Linked DNA regions of Homo sapiens: regions 1, 2, 3, 4 and 5 are each linked to region 6. A link is a contact called in ENCODE Hi-C or POLR2A ChIA-PET data. All regions are on one chromosome and are shown on one strand. Each heading gives the region's core, a stretch centred on a gene start or an enhancer-like site at or near the end of the contact. The rest is flanking DNA. Distances are from core to core; before and after follow the strand shown. Region 1 has its middle 17 kb from the start of LINC01271. Region 2 holds the start of PARD6B (par-6 family cell polarity regulator beta). Region 3 holds the start of BCAS4 (breast carcinoma amplified sequence 4). Region 4 overlaps PTPN1 (protein tyrosine phosphatase non-receptor type 1). Region 5 holds the start of LINC01754 (long intergenic non-protein coding RNA 1754). Region 6 holds the start of ZFAS1 (ZNFX1 antisense RNA 1).

Region 1 (2,848 bases), core at 19-2,518, 1.1 Mb before region 6:
ATGAGGTTATAAGGGAAGCATGGGAAAGATCTTGTAGGGCCTGGTAGGCCACAGAGATCTTTGACTTTCTGCCAAGTGAGGTGGGAGCCGTGGGAGGGTTTTGAGCACAGGAAGGTCATGTCCTGACCTCCTATACTCATCCTCATCTTAAAGGTGAGGAAACTGAGTCTCAGAGAGGTGAAGTTACCCACCCAAGGTCACACAGCCAGCAAGTGGCAGAGCTGGAGTTTGCCCCCACATCCCTGTGGCTCCCAAAGCCAGCCTCTTCCCATCCCATCAGCTGCCTCTGTGTCTGGCGTGAGTCAGGAGGCTGGATTGCTGGGAGGGGGAGAGCTTTTTAGAGCTGCTTTTTGGAGCCTCCTGGCTCTGCCTGGCACATCCCCTCCTTCCCCACCCATGCCTTCTCCCTTGCCCTCAGCCACCCCCAGCTGCCTGCGGTGAGTGCCTAACATTTAAGGCTATCCCCTCCCAAGTGCAGATTGGATTTTTTTCTTTCCATAAGTCCCCATTATGCCCCAGTAGACTGGATTTTGGGCAATAGAAAAAACGAGCCTAAAGAACTCCAGCGCTAATTGGGGGTGACAGGCAGGGGCTCGGGGCCTCTGGAGCAGCCTGGCTCTGTCTCTAATTTGCAGAGTGGCCAGGGTAAGTCCCTGGCTTCCAAAGTCATGCTTGTTTGAAGGACAATCACTTTCTTTTTCTTGTAAAAGGAAGATAAATTGTCAGCCTGTCGGTTTCATTATGAGCTCGTCCGCTGTCTTTCCAGTAACTGAGGGCGAGAGGCTGAGCCGCTGCCCAGAGGCTGCCTGTGAGGCCTTGGGGGCTGTGGTTGATGCCACCTGGCCTCCTTCGCATCACCTCCCTCTCAACACCCCTCCCACCCCCTCCAATAATTGTGGTATTTGGTTTTCCCTCAACACCAAATGTGAAACTCTCCTGGAGGGAGTGCAAAAGGAAGTCTGTGAATCTCTGAACTGTGGTTGAATGAAGGTATTCTTAGGCGCCTGCTTGCAAGGATGGTGAACTTCTGGTGCTAAAAGCAGAATTGCTTTTCAGTAAATGTTATTACTCAAAAGGAAGTTGTTACCACCACAGCCACCTCGAGCCTCTTCCAACTGCCACTCTGTCTGCCAGGCCAAGTGGGGAAAGGGTCTCTCAGTGGCTCCCAATGACCCCATCCAGCCCCCAGGGGAAGGTCTTGCTATCTCAGCTGACCCTGGAGGCCTGAAGCTGAAGTGCAAACAACCACAGTCTGCCTAGGCAGAGTATCTCAAGGTAGGGGCTGTTTGCTGACTCAGCATTTAAAAGTCCCAAAGCTTGAGTGATCTTGGCTGAGCTGGGCTGGAGCTACAGGTGGGGTTGGGGGCACACAAGAAAGCTGCCCGTTGGCTGCAAGGTTGGCTGTTTTTTGAGAGCTGTTGTCCATCTTGGCAATGCACCTTGCCTAACCCCTATTTCCTCTTCTCTAAAATGGAAAGGTGATCATACCTCAATGGAAAGAGCTAGCATATTGATTACTCTAGTAGATACTTAATAAGTGGTGAGGTTATTATCAACAGTGAAAATGATTCTGGATTTAAATCAGACAGACCAGGGCTCAGATCTCAGCTCTGCCACCTACTAGTTGCACAACCTTGGACAAGTCCATTCCCCTCACCAAGTCTCGGTTTTCTCTGGATCACGCAGGAGTGATTATAGCACCTACTGCTCAAAGTTGTTGGGAGAATTCCGTGAGCTGCAGCACGTAAGTCACAAGGCACACAATAGGTATGCAGTAGGCATGGGTTCCACTCCTGCTCCATTTTGCCTTACAGAGGATCACCCCCCAGGCTGTGTCCCCACCTGAGCAGTCCCAACCACAGGCTCCAGGTGGAGAGACACCCATGAAAGTTTGCACCCACCGGGGTCCAGAGGGCAGACAAGAAGCGACCAGGCCAAACTCAGGGGAGTGGAATGGACCACTCAGCAGACACTTCCCTGCAAGAAAGAAGTCAAAACAAACCCCCTGGCTGGTGAGACATGATCCCAATCTAGAGCTCTCAGAGGATGCTCTCGGGTCCAATCCTCTGCCTGCCTCTACCTGTAGCCTTTTCTACAGCCCGGAAAAGTGGCAATTTCATTTACTGGGCAGCCACTGCAAGTGAGCATTGTGCTCTGCATGTCTCATGAATCACGTCATCGTGTCCCCCCAGCAACCCCACGAGACAGTTCCTCTCATTGCTCAGCACCTGCAGGTGTGGAAACTGAGGCCCAAGGAGGTGAAGGGACTGGTAGCTGAGATTTGAACCCAGCCCATCCCATTGTCAAGTCACACACATAATCACCGCACTACTTCCGTTATCTGAGAACAGTGTGTCTGTGTTACCAAAGATATAATTATATTTAGTAGTGTCTGGGTATAGAAAATTGTATAATATATTCTTTTTAAAATGTATTCTTTTGAGATTATTATAGATTTACATGCAGTTGTAAGAAATAAACAGAGAGAGTCCATATACCCTTTCCAGTTTCCCCCAATGTTAACAGTCACAATAAAGATATTGACAGTGATATAGTCAAGATACAGACATTTCTATCACCACGAGGATCCCTCATTGCCCTTGTATAACCAAACCCATCTCCCACCCCCAACCCTGCCCCCGAGCCATGGCAACCACTAATCTGTTCTCCATTTCTATAATTGTGTGGTTTCAAGAATGTTACATAAATGGAATCATATAGTTTATGTAACCTTTGAGGACTGGTTTTTTTCACTCAGCATAATTCTCTGAAGATTTATTCAAATTGTGTGTTATCAATATTTTATTCCTTTGTATTGCAAGTAGCAGTCCATAGTATGGATATAACA
Region 2 (2,700 bases), core at 54-2,553, 1.5 Mb before region 6:
TCCTTTTCTGTGTTTTGGCCTTCTCAATTCTATTTTAAATGTTCTCAGGGCCCAGCCAGTGTCCTGTTTTGTATTCTGCAATGTCTAGAAGTTATTAAAAAGGCATGAAGGCTTTGCAAAAAAACAGCTTGAGGAAGTCATAACCTTTCTAAGCCTCAGTCTTCTCAGAGAATTGGGCTAGATTATCTAAGCTCCTTTTAACTCTTCAACTCAAGAAACGCTTGCTGAAAGTGTTCCCTTGGCTGCCGATCACCTTCAAATTCCAGCTCAAAACCCCCTTTGGAAGGCATTCCCTAACTAATCCCTCCCTACAGACTACCCTGCTCACTGAGCCTTGAGATTTAGAAATTCAGTGAATACCGAAGTAATTATCAGCAGATTGGCATACCGTTGGTCAAGGGGAAAAGCACTTGATGTGAGTAGGTAGCAGGATGGAATGAAAAGAGCATCTAGAGTCAAACTGTAAAGTGCTACTCCAACGTAAGGTGATAGTACTAATTTTACAGATTAAATGCATACCAAAGTTAGTGCTAGAAAGAGCGCCAGCAGGAAGCAAAGCGAACTTTTAAAGGGCTGTTTAGTTCACTGGGCTCTCTCCTTCGCCACTCGATGCGCCCCTTAACCACAGAAAGTGGGAACAACGGGGTGGTCCAGGGCCCTTTACTCACAGCCCAGCAGGCAGGATTCTCCTACACCTTTTGAGCAGCCTCGCATTTCACTCAGTGTGCGCCATCCTTGGATATACCTTGGCCCCTACTCCCGTCCGTGAACACGGGAATGAGATTTACGGAATGAGATTAAATGCTGGACTAGGTCTTCTTCCTGCCCGGGCCAGGGGCGGACACTAGCGCCCCCTGACCCCCGCCACCCCCTCCTCGGCAAGTTTATTACCCACAGTCTCCCGACCGCACCGTCCAGACCCCGGGGCAGCTCAGCCCGTCGCCTCCCCCGGCGCTCCGAGCCTGGCCCGGCCTCTCCCAGGCCCCGGCCCCCCAGGCCCGCCGCTCCGCCCAGCCCGGGCCCCGCGCACCTTGCTCTTCACCTCCATAGTGCCCAGGCAGCCGCTGCCCGCCCCGTGCCGGTGGCTGCGGTTCATGCTGAACGCCGAGCCCCGCGACGGCCTCCTCCGGCCGGGCGGCCCCTCAGGAGCGCGGGGAGCGAGTGCGCGACTGGGGATCTCGGAAAGCGGTTGCGGCCCGGGCGCCTCCTCACAGGCACCTGCAGAGGGGGCGGCCGCAGCTCCGGCGTCCGCGCTGAGCTCCACTCCACCAGCTGCTCACACGGCGGGACCGAGGGTCGGACTGGTGGCGCGGCAGGCGGGGAAGCAGCTCCCTCCCTCCGGGCCCCGGCGGCGACGGCGACAGCGCTGGAGGAGAGGAGGGGGCGGAGCGGAGGCCACAAGCGCCGCAACCTCTCCCTCTGCCGCCTCCCCCGCGAGCCCGCGCGCGCGCACCCGAGCGGACCACAGCCGCGGCGCGTGCGCGCGCTCACCTGCAGCCCCCGAAGATGCCGCAATCCCTCGCGTTCCGCCCACACCCAATAGAAAGCGCGCACCTGCGCCCGCGGCGCCAACCAATCGATACACGCCTCGCGCGGTGCGTGGGCGGGCTGCCTCCTCAAAACCCCGCCTACCACCGCACGATTGGTCCTGCGCTACGAGGGAGGGGCGGGATCACCTGAAGCCATGGCCCTCCGCCCCGCTTCAGGCCGGAGAGCCAGAAGGCGCATGCGCGGGTGCTGGAGTTTCCGCCCCGGGAAGGCACGCGGGGAGGCCGGCCGGAAGCGCGAGCGCACCTGAAGAAGGGCTCGGCTGGGTGGGCCTTTTGCGCACGCGCGAGCGCGCGCCTGGTTGCCCGGCTCCGCCGGGGCTCGCGCCGCTTAGCGCGCGCCAGTCACACGCACGGTCCAGGGGATTGGATGCGCCGCCCGTCCGGTTGCCGAGGCGCTGCGGGGCTATTCGGTTCCAGCCGGGCCCCCTTCCCGCTTCCACTTTGGGATGCTGCAGCCCCCAACGACGCCCCTCCACCGCCCCTTATCGTTGCTTAGGCGTCCCGCTGCAACTCTTGGTTGCAAAATTCAAGTTTTCCCGCCTCTGCAGCGGTTGCTGGGGGAGAAGCTTAGGGCTCTCTTGGCTTCATTTTGTCCGAAGAGACTCTGCACGCCTTAAGTCCGTCAGGTCGAGAGGGAAGGAAAGTGGGCTGAGGCGCGGGAAGGCTCCTTGCAGGCCCAGCCTCCCTGAGGATTTCTAGTCCAGTCTTTCAGGGCTTTTTTTTTTTTTCTTTAAAAGTCTTCCTTTTCCCTCCTCCCGCCATTCCTTGGCCATTCGCTGTTTCTACAAATGACAGCCTCTAGGTTGTGTTCGTTTCCCGGAGTGACCAAGCTGTGTCCCAGAGCAACAAAACGCTGAATCCTCCTCTCTGAACGTCCCAGAGCCCGGCCTCTCTTCACACAGACCCTGTGGGTCATGGGGAGGAGAGGAGAAGACTGAAGCTTTTGGCTGGAGGAGATTCCCAGGTCCCAAGGTCTCCCTGTGGGACCCGGGAATCCAAGAGCTGTTGAAACCTGCAAGCCAGGAAGGGGGCAGGGGAATGGAGGTGGAGGGGAAGGTCCAACCTGAGATTTGGCAAGAAGAGTGGTTAGGGTACCTTCCTCCCCTCATCTCCCTGCCCACCTCGGAGGCCTCCTAACACTTGTACCCCT
Region 3 (2,767 bases), core at 228-2,727, 1.5 Mb before region 6:
GGTGACAGAGCAAGACTCCATCTCAAAAAAAAAAAAAAAAAAAAAAAAAATATATATATATATATATATATATATATATATATATGGAGAAAAAGAAAAAGAAAAAAGAGAAAACTCATATATATGTATATATATATATATGGAAAGATATTTTATGGTTTTTTTTTTTGAGAGGGAGTTTTGCTCTTGTTGCCCAGGCTGGAATGCAATGGCTGATCTCAGCTCACTGCAGCCTCCGCCTCCCAGGTTCAAGCGATCCTCCTGCCTCAGCCTCCCAAGTAGCTGGGATTACACACCCGGCTAATTTTTGTATTTTTAGTAGAGACGGGGTTTCACCATGTTGGTCAGGCTGGTCTCGAGCTCCTGACCTCAGGTGATCCACCCGTCTCGGCCTCCCAGTAGTGCTGGGATTACAAGCGTGAGCCACCAGGCCTGGCGAGATAGATTTTTTTTTAAATGTCTCACTCTGTCGCCCAGGCTGGAGTGCAGTGGCATGATCAAGCCTCACTGCAGCCTCACTCTTCCCCGTCCCCTATCCCCATCCCAAGCAATCCTCCTGCCTCAGCCTCCCAGAATGCTGGGACCACTGGCATGAGCCAATACTCTGCCTAGGCAGATACAGATATCTACATTTGTAAATGCATTTTAAATGTCCGGAATGATTTATACCAAACAGTTAATGCTGGTTTTCTAAGAAAACTAGAATTGGGGTGGGAGAGAAAAGAGAAAGGGGTGCATAGCCTTTATGTTAAATACTCCTGTACTGCTTTTGTGGTTTAAAAAGAGAATGGGTTGAATTTCTGACCGTAAATAACTCCTAGTGAACTCAGACAAATAACTTTTTCACAACAGCGTCGACAGATGCCTCCAGCCGGAAGGTAGAGGGTCTCGTTTTAGATCTGCTTTTCACTTGGTGCTTTTAAAATAGAAAGCGCAGACAGAGGCGTGGTGTTTTCGCTCCGAGCTGCAGCAGCGCAGCGCGGCCCGCACAGCCGCAGCCTGAGGCGCCGCTCGGCCCGGGCACCGCTCGGAGGTAGCCGGGGCAGCAGAGGTCCCGGGGTCCGCCTCTCCCAGGGCCGGCCTGGCAAAGGGCGGCGCCTGAGGACCCGGCGGATGCTGGGGGACCCGGGTGGGGAGGGAAAGCGAGCCTGGGCCTCCGGGGCCCGGTGTCGCCCGGAGGAGCGAGCAGGGACGACCCGCTGCACATCTCTGCGTGGCGCCCCGCAGCCACCCTTCAGGAAGGGGGGAATCCCCGGGCCCCCCACTCCGGGAGCGAGAGGATGCTCCGGGGAAGCCGAGGGTCCGGAGCCCGGACCCCTAACCGCGAGAACCCTCTCCTCCAACTCCACAGCCCCGTCCCCTACCTCGGCCCCAGGCTCGGGGGTCAGGAAGAGCGCGAGCTCGCGCGCCCCGCTGCGCATGGGCTCCGGCTGATCAGCGTCCACGAGCAGCATCAGGAGGGCGACGGGGTCCGGCTGGCGGAGGCTGCCTGGGAGCCCGTGGTTGCGCCCGGGCCTCGGAGCCCCGCCCCCGGTCCGCTGCATGCCCCGCGGACCGCCTGGCGGAGGCGGGGCAGGTGCGCTCCCGGCGGTCGCGGCTCGCAGCTCCAGGAGCGCCGGGCCGAGCGGGCAGCGCCACCCAGTGGCGAGCGGCGCGCGCTGCGCCCGCCCCCGCAGCACCTGGGCATCAGTGCTTTGCAAACTCGCTTGCAGATGGCAGTCACCTGGAGCTCTTTTAGAATTTCCCAAGCCTGGACCACACCGTCTCTGGGTTAAGACCTGGGCATCAGGATCTTTTGATGTTTGTTAGGTGGTTCCAACCAGATTGTTGACCCAAAGCTAAATTTGAGAACTATTGGGGCAAGCCACCCCTCCCCATCGGAATCCCGGTAGAGTACAGGCTCCCGGCCCCGGACCCGGCCGTAAAATAGAATCCCCGGGAAGCTTTTAAAAGCCCGGAAGCCAGGCCTCGCACCAGGCCGATTAAGTTGGAATCCTTCGGAGTGGGGCTTGGGCATCGGTAGTTTCTAAAACTCCCCGGGTGATTCTAACGGGCGTCCGGGTTAGAGAGGCGCTAGCTTAGAGGAAGCCCAAAGCCGCCCGCCCCCCACCCGTTCCCATCCTACTAAAGCATCTAGTTTGCATCGGGCGGAGGGTCCTGGAATTTAGGGAAGGCCGAGTGTGACGGTCCTCGTCTTCCTCTTCGGTGCGGATTTTAAAATAAACTTCACCAGGAAACTATTGAGCGCACTACATTTCACAACCGCACCCACTCCCTCCATGCCCTCGGAGGCCGGCCTAGATAGACCCTTTACAAGCCTTGGGGCTGAAGAGAGCGAGGTGCGCCTCATCTCCCACCCCAACAGTGCTAATGAGGAAAGTACTAAAAGGCAAATAGGTATAAGACAAGTCTGAAGTTTTGATTTTTCGTTTGATGACTTATTTTTATTTTTAATTAATTAATTTTTTTTTTTTGGAGACGGAGTCTCGCTCTGTCGCCCAGGCTGGAGTGCAGTGGTGCGATTTCGGCTCACTGTAACTTCCACATTCCGGGTTCAAGCAATTCTCCCCCTCCCTCAGCCTCCCGAGTAGCTGGGATTACAGGCGCCTGTCACCACGCCCGACTAATTCTAATTTTTGTATTTTTTAGTAGAGACGGGGTTTCGCCATGTTGGCCAGGCTGCTCTCGAACTCCTGACCTCAGGTGAGCCACCTGCCTCGGCCTCCCAAAGTGCTAGGATTACAGGCGTGGGCCAGCGCCCCCTGCC
Region 4 (2,730 bases), core at 61-2,560, 1.3 Mb before region 6:
TATCTGACTTCTAAACTCCAGGGGAAGCAAGTTGTATTTTATCAAATATATTTAATTAAGAAGCCATGTTCAGAGTACCTATTTCATATAATAGGCATAACAGAAAAATCTCAACAAATTAATATATCTTACCACTTCCTCAACATATTTAGTAAAATGGGATTTTAAAAAAGTATTCTTATCTCTTTCCTCTCTAGTCACAAGCCTTGGGCAACAGATGCAAGATCTTTTGGTCATCTGCCTTCTTAGAACGGAATACATAAAAAATAAATTGTCTATACAATGGAAGCAGGCAGTAAACCTTTGCTAATAACATATGATCAATTTTGAGAAGCTTTTGAAGGCTGAGGGATGCCAAATCCTTTCTTAAAAGGGCTTGCTCAATATCTCAAAGCCACAACTACAACTATATAGGAACCAAAATCCATATACCTATTGCTAGAAACAGATCCGGGGCCACTATTATTACATGAATAACTTAGGCCTTATAAACAACTATTGCAGAGATAATATCCTTTAAAGACATTACACAATTGGCTATACACTCTTCCTCCAAAGCTCATGAAATGACAACATCTAAGTTAGGTTAAGAGGAAAACAAAGCTTTCCCTAGGACCTGCAAAAATCAGGATGAACAAAGAACTTTAGGAACATTAAATCTAGTCAGATTTTCATGCAACAGCAGTACATAAACTCGGGGAAAAAAATCACTATTAGAATGTGTCTTTCCTACTGTGCTAAAAATCAATCTTCGCAAGATTACTCAAAGCAAACCATATAAAATTTCACTAAGATACATTCATCTTGTGCTCTTGTTTAAGAAGACAAGATAGCTAGAAGGCCAGAATTGTAAAACTCTTTTAAAGTAACTGGTTTTACCCAATCCCCTAGGTATATTAAGGCAATATGATGCCAAAGCCAAGTTTTAAGGATCACCTTCAGAGTGAAGACCACATTGTACTTGCAGCCAATTTTTGTCCTTGCATTTCAAGTTATGCCAAGTGTTGATGGGTCAGGTAGTAATGTCATGGTCCCTGTCCTCAATGAGTTCCCACTGTGGCCACAAATAGTGTTGAGTAGAAAGTACTGATCAGAGGGGAAGTCTATTCTACAGGAAGAAGGGAAAAACATCAAGGTTGGCTAGTAAAAACGAGAGTAGCAAATTTAGGAGTAATTGCAGAGCAGTCACATCTGGTGCAAAGGAAAGAGGAAGCTTCCAGGCACCACTGACCTGCTACCTCTCCTTGCCGACTTTGGTTGGCCTCAATGGGTGGTAATAAATCATACAGCTATGTCCAAGCTGCTTCCCCTAGTCTGTTCCGGCACTGTTGCTTCAAAGGAAACCTCAGCAATGAGGGCCAGGGTGGAGAAGGGACGGCCATTCTGAGGCTAGAGCAACCTCAGAAGCCTGCTGCTTGTGTCACTCTGCAGGTTCTTGCCATCACACAAAAGGTCAGAAAGGAGAGAGGAAGCTCACGCCATACTACGATGACCTGCGACCGGGTCTGGTTTGCCCAGGCTCTTAGAAAGGAACATGGGACACATGTACAACTGTTAAACATCTTGCCACTGTTCACCAAGCCTGGAGAGGCTTCCCAGAAGAGATGACAGAAGAGCTGTCCCGTACATCTCAAAGGAGCCGACACTCGTAGGTCTAGCTTGGTCATCAGCACAGCACAATTATGCAGACATTGGGCTCTCCATAAGGATTTACTGAATGAGTGTGCCAAACCGGTCAGAAAGAACCAAGGTGAAAGCAGTGGATTTGGATTGAGAAAATAGACATAGCATGATGATGACGATGGCAAACAAAATAAGAACCGCATAAGAAAGTACCAGTGACCAAGTCAACTTTGAGAACTTTCTCTGTTCTCTCCCTTGACCTCCTTAACAGAAGGCTCATGGGGCATTTTCTAGCAGTGAGTAATTTCCTGCTGATATCCAGGGAATGCTGGGTGTTGAGAGAAACATTTCTCGGAAGAATGTGCCTCTTCACCTCTACTTCTCCTGCAGGTCGCACTGTTTTCTGATGTGGTACATTCCTGAGACGGAATGTAGTACATTCTATCTGACACAGAATCTAGGCTCCCCACAGCCTCCTTGCAAACTAGGGACTGAGCAGGTGGATGGCTAGGATATCAAGAAGGTTTTCACATGGAGCCCTGAAACAAGCCAGATAGAGACCTAGTATAATCCACAGCATTCCCAGTGGCAGGAGGACCCAATCAAGACACAACAGAACTCTCTGTGCAAACACTATTCAGGCAGGGGTGGCAAGCACTGTCTTCCCAGCTCCCTGTGCCTCGAAGAGCTCACCATGATGATTAGCTCCCTAGAGGCTGGACTCTTGAGTACTTGGCAGGCTGATGGGCACCTCTGCTGAACCCTGGACGGTAGCAGCTTATTTCCTGGATATTTTGCCTTTCTACCTGAGTCCAAAGTATAGGTGGTACTTGCTCCTCCAATCCCTGAGTGACATGGTTTGTAGTTTTGCCCCCTCCAAATCTCACGTTGAAATGTGATCCCCAATGTTAAAAATGGACCTAGTAGGAGGTGTCTGGGTCACGGGGCCAGATCCTTCATGAACGGCTTGATGCCGTCCTCATGGTAATGAGTTATCACTCTATGAGTTCATGTAAGAGCTGGTTGTTTAAAAAAGCCTGGCACCACCCCCTTCTCTCTCATAATTTTTCTGTTAAGTTTAAATGTATGTTTTTAAAATTTTTAATA
Region 5 (2,717 bases), core at 127-2,626, 1.9 Mb after region 6:
GTGCCTCAACTGCCTCTGTTCAACAGGAGACACATGAGCCAGCATTGTGTTTGAGCTGGCTCGAACTAGCTCACTAGAGCTGATGGGACATGACAAGAGTTCTGTAAACCGGTTGACACTACATTGGTAATTGAAATCGGCTATGGTTTCAAGCTAATGGGGGTACTTACATCATAGAAATCAGGAAACACTACAAATCAAAACTTTTATTTTCTCAAAAAGACTATTGTTAGACATTTATCAACACACCACTGCGTTTAGCTCAGATCTGGTCAATCAGAGGGCCACAGCTTCCTGGCCGTAGAGCAGGACTGGGCACAGAACTCAAGCAAGACCATGAAAGTCAGCTCAGGTGTTAGAAAGGATGCTCTGTTCTACTGGGGCTCCTGGACTGGTAGGATTAAGCCCACAGTTGTGAGAAGCCACTAATAGAGGATATAAGGTGTAAGGAACTAAAAGATGGTGAAAGTTCAAGTCCTGTTGACATTATTTGAGGCCCTTGATTCAGCATTGCCTAAAACTAGAATGTCCCCTGTGCTACAAGCCAGTACATGTACTACATTCTCTTTCTAGCATATACTGCTGGTGCCCTATAGCAAATCCCCTTGGCCTGCTTCTGAGATTAGCTACAACTATGATGGACAGGCTGGCAGCTCCCACCTCACACACACATCTGTTTCTCTTCTTCTTCTTCTTCTTTTTTGAGAGAGTCTCACTCTGTCACCCAAGCTAAACTGTAGTGGCGTGATCTCAGCTCACTGCAACTTCCGCCTCCTGGGCTCAGGTGATCCTCCCACACTAGTCTCTTTTTTATTATTTTGAGATGGAGTCTCATTCTGTTGCATAGGCTGGAGGGCAGTGGGGTGATCTCGGCTCACTGACACCTCCACCTCCCAGGTTCAAGTGATTCTCCTAACTCAGCCTCCCAAGTAGCTGAGATTACAGGTGCAAGCCACCACGCCCAGCTAATTTTTGTATTTTTAGTAGAGATGGGGTTTTGCCATGTTGGCCAGCCTGGTCTTGAACTCCTGACCTCAAGTAATCCACTTGCCTCAGCCTCCCAAAGTGCTGGGTTTACAGGCATGAGCCACCGCATCTGACTGTTTTTCTTTTCTCTTGAGGCAAAGTCTTGCTCTGTTGCCCAGGCTGCTGGCAGTGGCATGATCACAGCTCACTGCAGCCTCAACCTCCTAGACTCGAGCAATTTTCTCACTTCAGCCTCCTGAGTTGCTGGGACCACAGGTGCACGCACCACCCCCTGGCTTTTATTTTTTTATTTTTTTTATTTTTTGGCAGAGACAGTGTCGCCTTATGTTGCCCAGGCTGAACACCTGTGTCTCTTAACCTAAGAGCTGTCTCCAGCACAGGATGCAAGACAGCCCCAAAAAAGTGTTAGGGACTTAAAGCCACCAGAAGCTTTTCTTAACCAATGGAATACAGGAGTCAATGGGTAAGTACCCCAGCTTCTCAGTTCCCTGGAGGGACAATTGTGATTTGGGGTTTTTTGGGTTTTTTTCCTACCTACATCAAAAAAGGAATGCAGAAAATATGTCCACCATATATTCTACAGCTCAGGGAATTTTTTTTTAAGACTGGATGAGGGCCAGGCGCGGTGGCTCACGCCTGTAATCCCAGCACTTTGGGAGGCCGAGGCGGGCGGATCACAAGGTCAGGAGATCAAGACCATCCTGGCTAACACGGTGAAACCCCGTCTCTACTAAAAAAAAATACAAAAAATTAGCCGGGTGTGGTGGTGGGTGCCTGTAGTCCTAGCTACTCGGGAGGTTGAGGCAAGAGAATGGCATGAACCCGGGAGGCAGAGCTTGCAGTGAGCTGAGATCACGCCACTGCACTCCAGCCTGGGCGACAGAGTGAGACTCCATCTCAAAAAAAAAAAAAAAAAAAAAAGACTGGATGAGGCTCTCTAACCCAGATGCATACCAGGTTTTGAGGCTCAGAGCTTAGTGAAACTAAGCCTTGTGTCCCACAAAATTCTGATGCTCATGCAAGAAATATCCAACTGGGGAGGATACTCTGTCCGTGGACTGATTTGCCCAGGCACAAATTCAGGCTGAAAATAGCAAACTAAAGTTAGCCGAGATGTTCTGCCTTGTGGCCTCCTTCAGGAACATCCTGTCCAGAGGAAAGGATATTTAAGGAGAAAGGAAGCAGCACAAGTTCGACTCAGCCAAGAAACAGAGGAAGGACATCCCAAGCACGAAGTGGGGCACCAGTCTGTGTTCCAGCGAGAGGTGGGGGATAAACAACCATGAAACATCTACTGTGTGTGTGTATTCATGTATTTTACAGATATTCTCTTCTCTCACTTTGTCCTTTATGTTTTTAATTTTCCTTAAACTTCTTGTTCTCTCTGTTCACTTACACATTGGTTTTTGTTTGTTTGTTTGTTTGTTTGTTTGTTTGTTTTGGGACGGAGTCTTGCTCTGTCGCCCAGGCTGAAGTGCAGTGGCATGATATCAGCTCACTGCAACCTCTGCCTCCGAGGTTCAAGTGATTCTTCTGCCTCAGCCTCTCAAGTAGCTGGGATTACAGGTGCCTGCCACTACACCTGGCCAATTTTTGTATTTTTAGTAGAGATGGGGTTTCACCATGTTGGCCAGGCTGTTCTCCAACTCCTGACCTCAAGTGATCCGCCCACCTTGGCCTCCCAAAGTGCTGGGATTACAGGCATGAGCCACTGCACCCAGCTTACTGAT
Region 6 (2,711 bases), core at 21-2,520:
TCACCATGTTGGCCAGGCTGGTCTCCAAATCTTGACCTCAGGTGACCCATCTGCCTTGGCCTCCCCAAGTGCTGGGGTTACAGGCGTCAGCCACAGCGCCCGGCCGTCAGAACACTTTTTTAAATACCTAATAAATGCTCGATAGAAAGTGCTTTGTTAAATCCCACGTTTTCCTAGAAAACTAAAGCTTCTCAAAGCACGTGTTTTCTACAGTAGACCCATAGGAGACAAAGACTTACTCGTCAGGAGATCGAAGGTTGTAGATGTCTGCACGTGGCTTCCTTGGAGGTCCAGTGGTGACTCCCTCTTCCAAAATCCATTCTGTACCCGCTGGCTGCTCTAACCTGTGAACCAACAAATAAAGGGCGTTAACCGCCATCTTCCCACGGTCAGAAACGAACAAGGCCGGGCCTTTTGAGGCCGATGTATCAGAACTAACTGGCAAAATATAAGACGTCAGCATTGTCGATCTGATGGGGAAAAAAGTGAAGTCATCATTTACACCAGCCAAGGGCTTCTCAGGCCCGTGCAGAAGGCAGTGGCTTTTCCAGCTCCAGAAACTCATTTCTCCCACGCCCTTAAGGCCTATTTGGGGTCAGAGACGGAGAAGCCACGAGAAGGAGATTAGGGCTGGCCGCAGAGACGACGGCACAAAGAAGGGAAGGGAGGACCAGAGGTCTCCAACGAAGAACATGGAGTTTCCACTCACCACACACAAAACGGGAACTTACGGGCAGGACAATAGCGTATGAAGCCTGACTGCAACTAGGAGAAGTACCACACTCCGGGCACCGCAGACGCGAAAGAACGAATGGCTTCCTGAACCTCCCTTATATAACCAAAGATGGCTTTCGCACCTGCGCACTGGACCCGAAACGCTCTCTTTCCCGCCCGCTCCGCGCGCGTCGCTCTGGGAAATGTAGTCTCGAGCAGCACAGCCCGAGGCGCTCTAGTAGTTGTCCAGGCCGCGTCTAGCCCCGCCCCCTTCCCTCTACACGCCGGGCCACCCGGGCTTGTCCGCTTCCTCGCCATGTCGCGCTTCACACGCACCAAACCGCTCGACGGGTTCCCCTTCCTCTGGGGCCGGCTGAGGCCCGCAAAGGCCTTGGGCGCAGTCATCTCCCGCCCCCCGCGGTCCGCTCCCCTCAGCCGCGCCCGCCTGAGCCCGCCGGCTCCGCCGCCGGGGGGAGCTGAGGTGACGCCCTCCTCGAGGGCGGAGGCGCCGGCCGTGCCTGGGCCAGGCCCTCGTGCTCTCCACCCTGGGCCCCCGCCTCCTCCTTCTCCTCCTCTGGGCCGCCCGCCCGGCTCCGCCCAGGGTCTGCGGGGAACGGAAACCGAAAGTGCGCGGCGCCGGGCGGGGCCACCGACCTGCCTGGGCCGAAGCCCCAGCACTCGCCGGCGGCAGTGAAAGGACGCGCCGGAGCCGGGTGAGTGGCCCCGCAACTGCCCCTGCCCCTGATTCTTCCTTGCCTCGCCGCGAACCCCGGCGCCCGCGCCGACCCGCCACTGCCTCTGCCCGTAAGACCTGTCACCCTCTCAAGCCCCCAACGCACCCGTCACCCGCTCAGAGCCCCTGGCCCCTCAGCGCCCCGTCGCCCCCTCAATCCCCAGACCCCCATCACCCACTCAGAGCCTTGTCACCTCTTTGGCCCCCAGCGGCATCAGCACCCACTCAGAGCGCCTCTCAGCGCCCCGTCTCCCCCTCAGACCCCAGACCTCCATCGCCTACTCAGCGCCCCGTCACCCACTCAGCCCCTGGCCCATCTCAGCGCCCCGTCGCCCCTTCGGCTCCCCTGTACTCTCTTTAGTGTCCCCATCCCCTCAGCTGGCCCGTCGCTCTCCCCAGCACCCCCGACACCGTCACCGCTTCTGCCCTCAGCACTTCGATCTCCTCTGCCCCTACCCCTGTCTGTGCCCTCCCTTCTGCCACTCGCACCCCCCTCATTCCTCCGGCCTCACCTCCTGTCACCTTATCAATCCCCCTCTTCTACAGAGCACCTCGGCACCCCCTTCAGCCTGCTCCCTGCCCCCACCCCGCCGCCTCCGTCCTCAGCAAGCACCCCCTGGTGCTCGCTACCACCCTCTCCCCAAGGCCCCCATAACCCCGCCACCTCACAGCCTTGGCGCTCCCTGACCCCATAACATTTCCATTAGGGACCGTGGGCTCCCTGGGTCAGGGATTCCCCAGGACCCTGGAGACTTCCCCCAAACCCAGCTCTGCCTCCGACCTCAGCCTCCTGCGTCCCACTCTGGTGATGACTAGCCCCTCTCATTCTGACTCCAGGCCAGCTTGATCATCACTGATTTTCTTCTTCGTGCCCTTTAGGCCTTGATTCCCCCCACCAAAAAAAAACACTTCAGTCTGTTTTCGATCCCAGCATTTCCTGTTCATGTCTACTCCTCCCTTCCTTCCCTTGCCTTTTTTTTAACATCTTTTTTTCTTTTCTTCCGTTTCTTTTAAATTTTCTGGAGTTTCTATTTTAGCATTTTTCAACAAGGGGAAGAAGGAATTTTCCCCTCGGAGAATTGAAAATAAACAAACAAACTCTAAATACTGAGCCTGCGCCAGGAGGGCTGGGTTTGATAAGATGAGGGAGGGGACTCACCAGAGATATTCCCAGGGGGAAGAAAAGAGACTCCTTTTTCAGATGAGGAAAAAAGCTGCCCCTCATATAATGCCAAATGTAGTCACAGTTTCCAATTATGAATAT

The links. Hi-C counts contacts between places; a loop is a spot of excess contacts on that map. ChIA-PET counts read pairs that join two places held with the same protein, here RNA polymerase II (POLR2A). Pooled maps may share reads with other maps.
Region 1: a loop to region 6 is called in a pooled map, with 5 times the contacts of the local background. The contact joins the enhancer-like site here to the promoter of ZFAS1 in region 6. A Hi-C loop is called at or near these places in 2 of 50 pooled maps. POLR2A ChIA-PET finds 5 or more read pairs at or near these places in 2 of 52 experiments (AG04450 and activated CD4-positive, alpha-beta T cell).
Region 2: a loop to region 6 is called in a pooled map, with 20 times the contacts of the local background. The contact joins the promoter of PARD6B here to the promoter of ZFAS1 in region 6. A Hi-C loop is called at or near these places in 6 of 50 pooled maps.
Region 3: a map with no recorded cell type shows a loop between it and region 6 (12-fold over the local background). The contact joins the promoter of BCAS4 here to the promoter of ZFAS1 in region 6. A Hi-C loop is called at or near these places in 1 of 37 single-sample maps with no recorded cell type and 5 of 50 pooled maps. POLR2A ChIA-PET finds 5 or more read pairs at or near these places in 2 of 52 experiments (CD8-positive, alpha-beta memory T cell and activated CD4-positive, alpha-beta T cell).
Region 4: a loop to region 6 is called in a pooled map, with 26 times the contacts of the local background. The contact joins the enhancer-like site here to the promoter of ZFAS1 in region 6. A Hi-C loop is called at or near these places in 3 of 50 pooled maps. POLR2A ChIA-PET finds 5 or more read pairs at or near these places in 3 of 52 experiments (GM12878, OCI-LY7 and activated T-cell).
Region 5: a pooled map shows a loop between it and region 6 (12-fold over the local background). The contact joins the promoter of LINC01754 here to the promoter of ZFAS1 in region 6. A Hi-C loop is called at or near these places in 2 of 37 single-sample maps with no recorded cell type and 4 of 50 pooled maps. POLR2A ChIA-PET finds 5 or more read pairs at or near these places in 1 of 52 experiments (A673).

What each region holds. Positions count from the first base shown.
Region 1 is chr20:50,337,056-50,339,903 of GRCh38, reverse strand. No RefSeq gene overlaps it. Among named protein-coding and RNA genes, the nearest start is that of LINC01271, 17 kb to the right of the region's middle. RefSeq lists an enhancer at 591-790. Within about 2 kb of position 1,268, at least 14 of the 41 ENCODE cell types and tissues checked have a DNase peak (open chromatin) inside an H3K27ac peak, as active enhancers do.
Region 2 is chr20:50,730,183-50,732,882 of GRCh38, reverse strand. PARD6B (par-6 family cell polarity regulator beta) reads right to left here and starts at 1,303. Exons shown (of 3, transcript NM_032521.3): 1 at 1,031-1,303. The coding sequence starts at 1,096. RefSeq lists silencers at 861-1,650, 1,751-1,960 and an enhancer at 2,151-2,200.
Region 3 is chr20:50,793,771-50,796,537 of GRCh38, reverse strand. BCAS4 (breast carcinoma amplified sequence 4) reads right to left here and starts at 1,477. Exons shown (of 5, transcript NM_198799.4): 1 at 1,365-1,477. The coding sequence starts at 1,454. RefSeq lists a silencer at 925-1,744.
Region 4 is chr20:50,540,356-50,543,085 of GRCh38, reverse strand. All of the region lies in intron 1 of PTPN1 (protein tyrosine phosphatase non-receptor type 1), which reads right to left. Among named protein-coding and RNA genes, the nearest start is that of PTPN1, 31 kb to the right of the region's middle. RefSeq lists enhancers at 1,035-1,084, 1,004-1,504, 1,505-2,005, 1,352-2,551. Within about 2 kb of position 1,310, at least 11 of the 41 ENCODE cell types and tissues checked have a DNase peak (open chromatin) inside an H3K27ac peak, as active enhancers do; they include GM12878, where a contact is called at or near this core.
Region 5 is chr20:47,410,803-47,413,519 of GRCh38, reverse strand. LINC01754 (long intergenic non-protein coding RNA 1754) reads left to right here and starts at 1,376. Exons shown (of 3, transcript NR_146496.1): 1 at 1,376-1,450. RefSeq lists an enhancer at 566-725.
Region 6 is chr20:49,276,737-49,279,447 of GRCh38, reverse strand. It overlaps ZFAS1 (ZNFX1 antisense RNA 1), which reads right to left and starts at 1,270. Exons shown (of 4, transcript NR_036658.2): 1 at 732-1,270; 2 at 240-344. It overlaps ZNFX1 (zinc finger NFX1-type containing 1), which reads left to right and starts at 1,391. Exons shown (of 14, transcript NM_021035.3): 1 at 1,391-1,427. SNORD12C (small nucleolar RNA, C/D box 12C) reads right to left here and starts at 503; the gene lies at 425-503. RefSeq lists enhancers at 687-886, 762-1,056, 814-1,314, 1,315-1,815, 2,157-2,216 and silencers at 977-1,336, 1,387-1,616.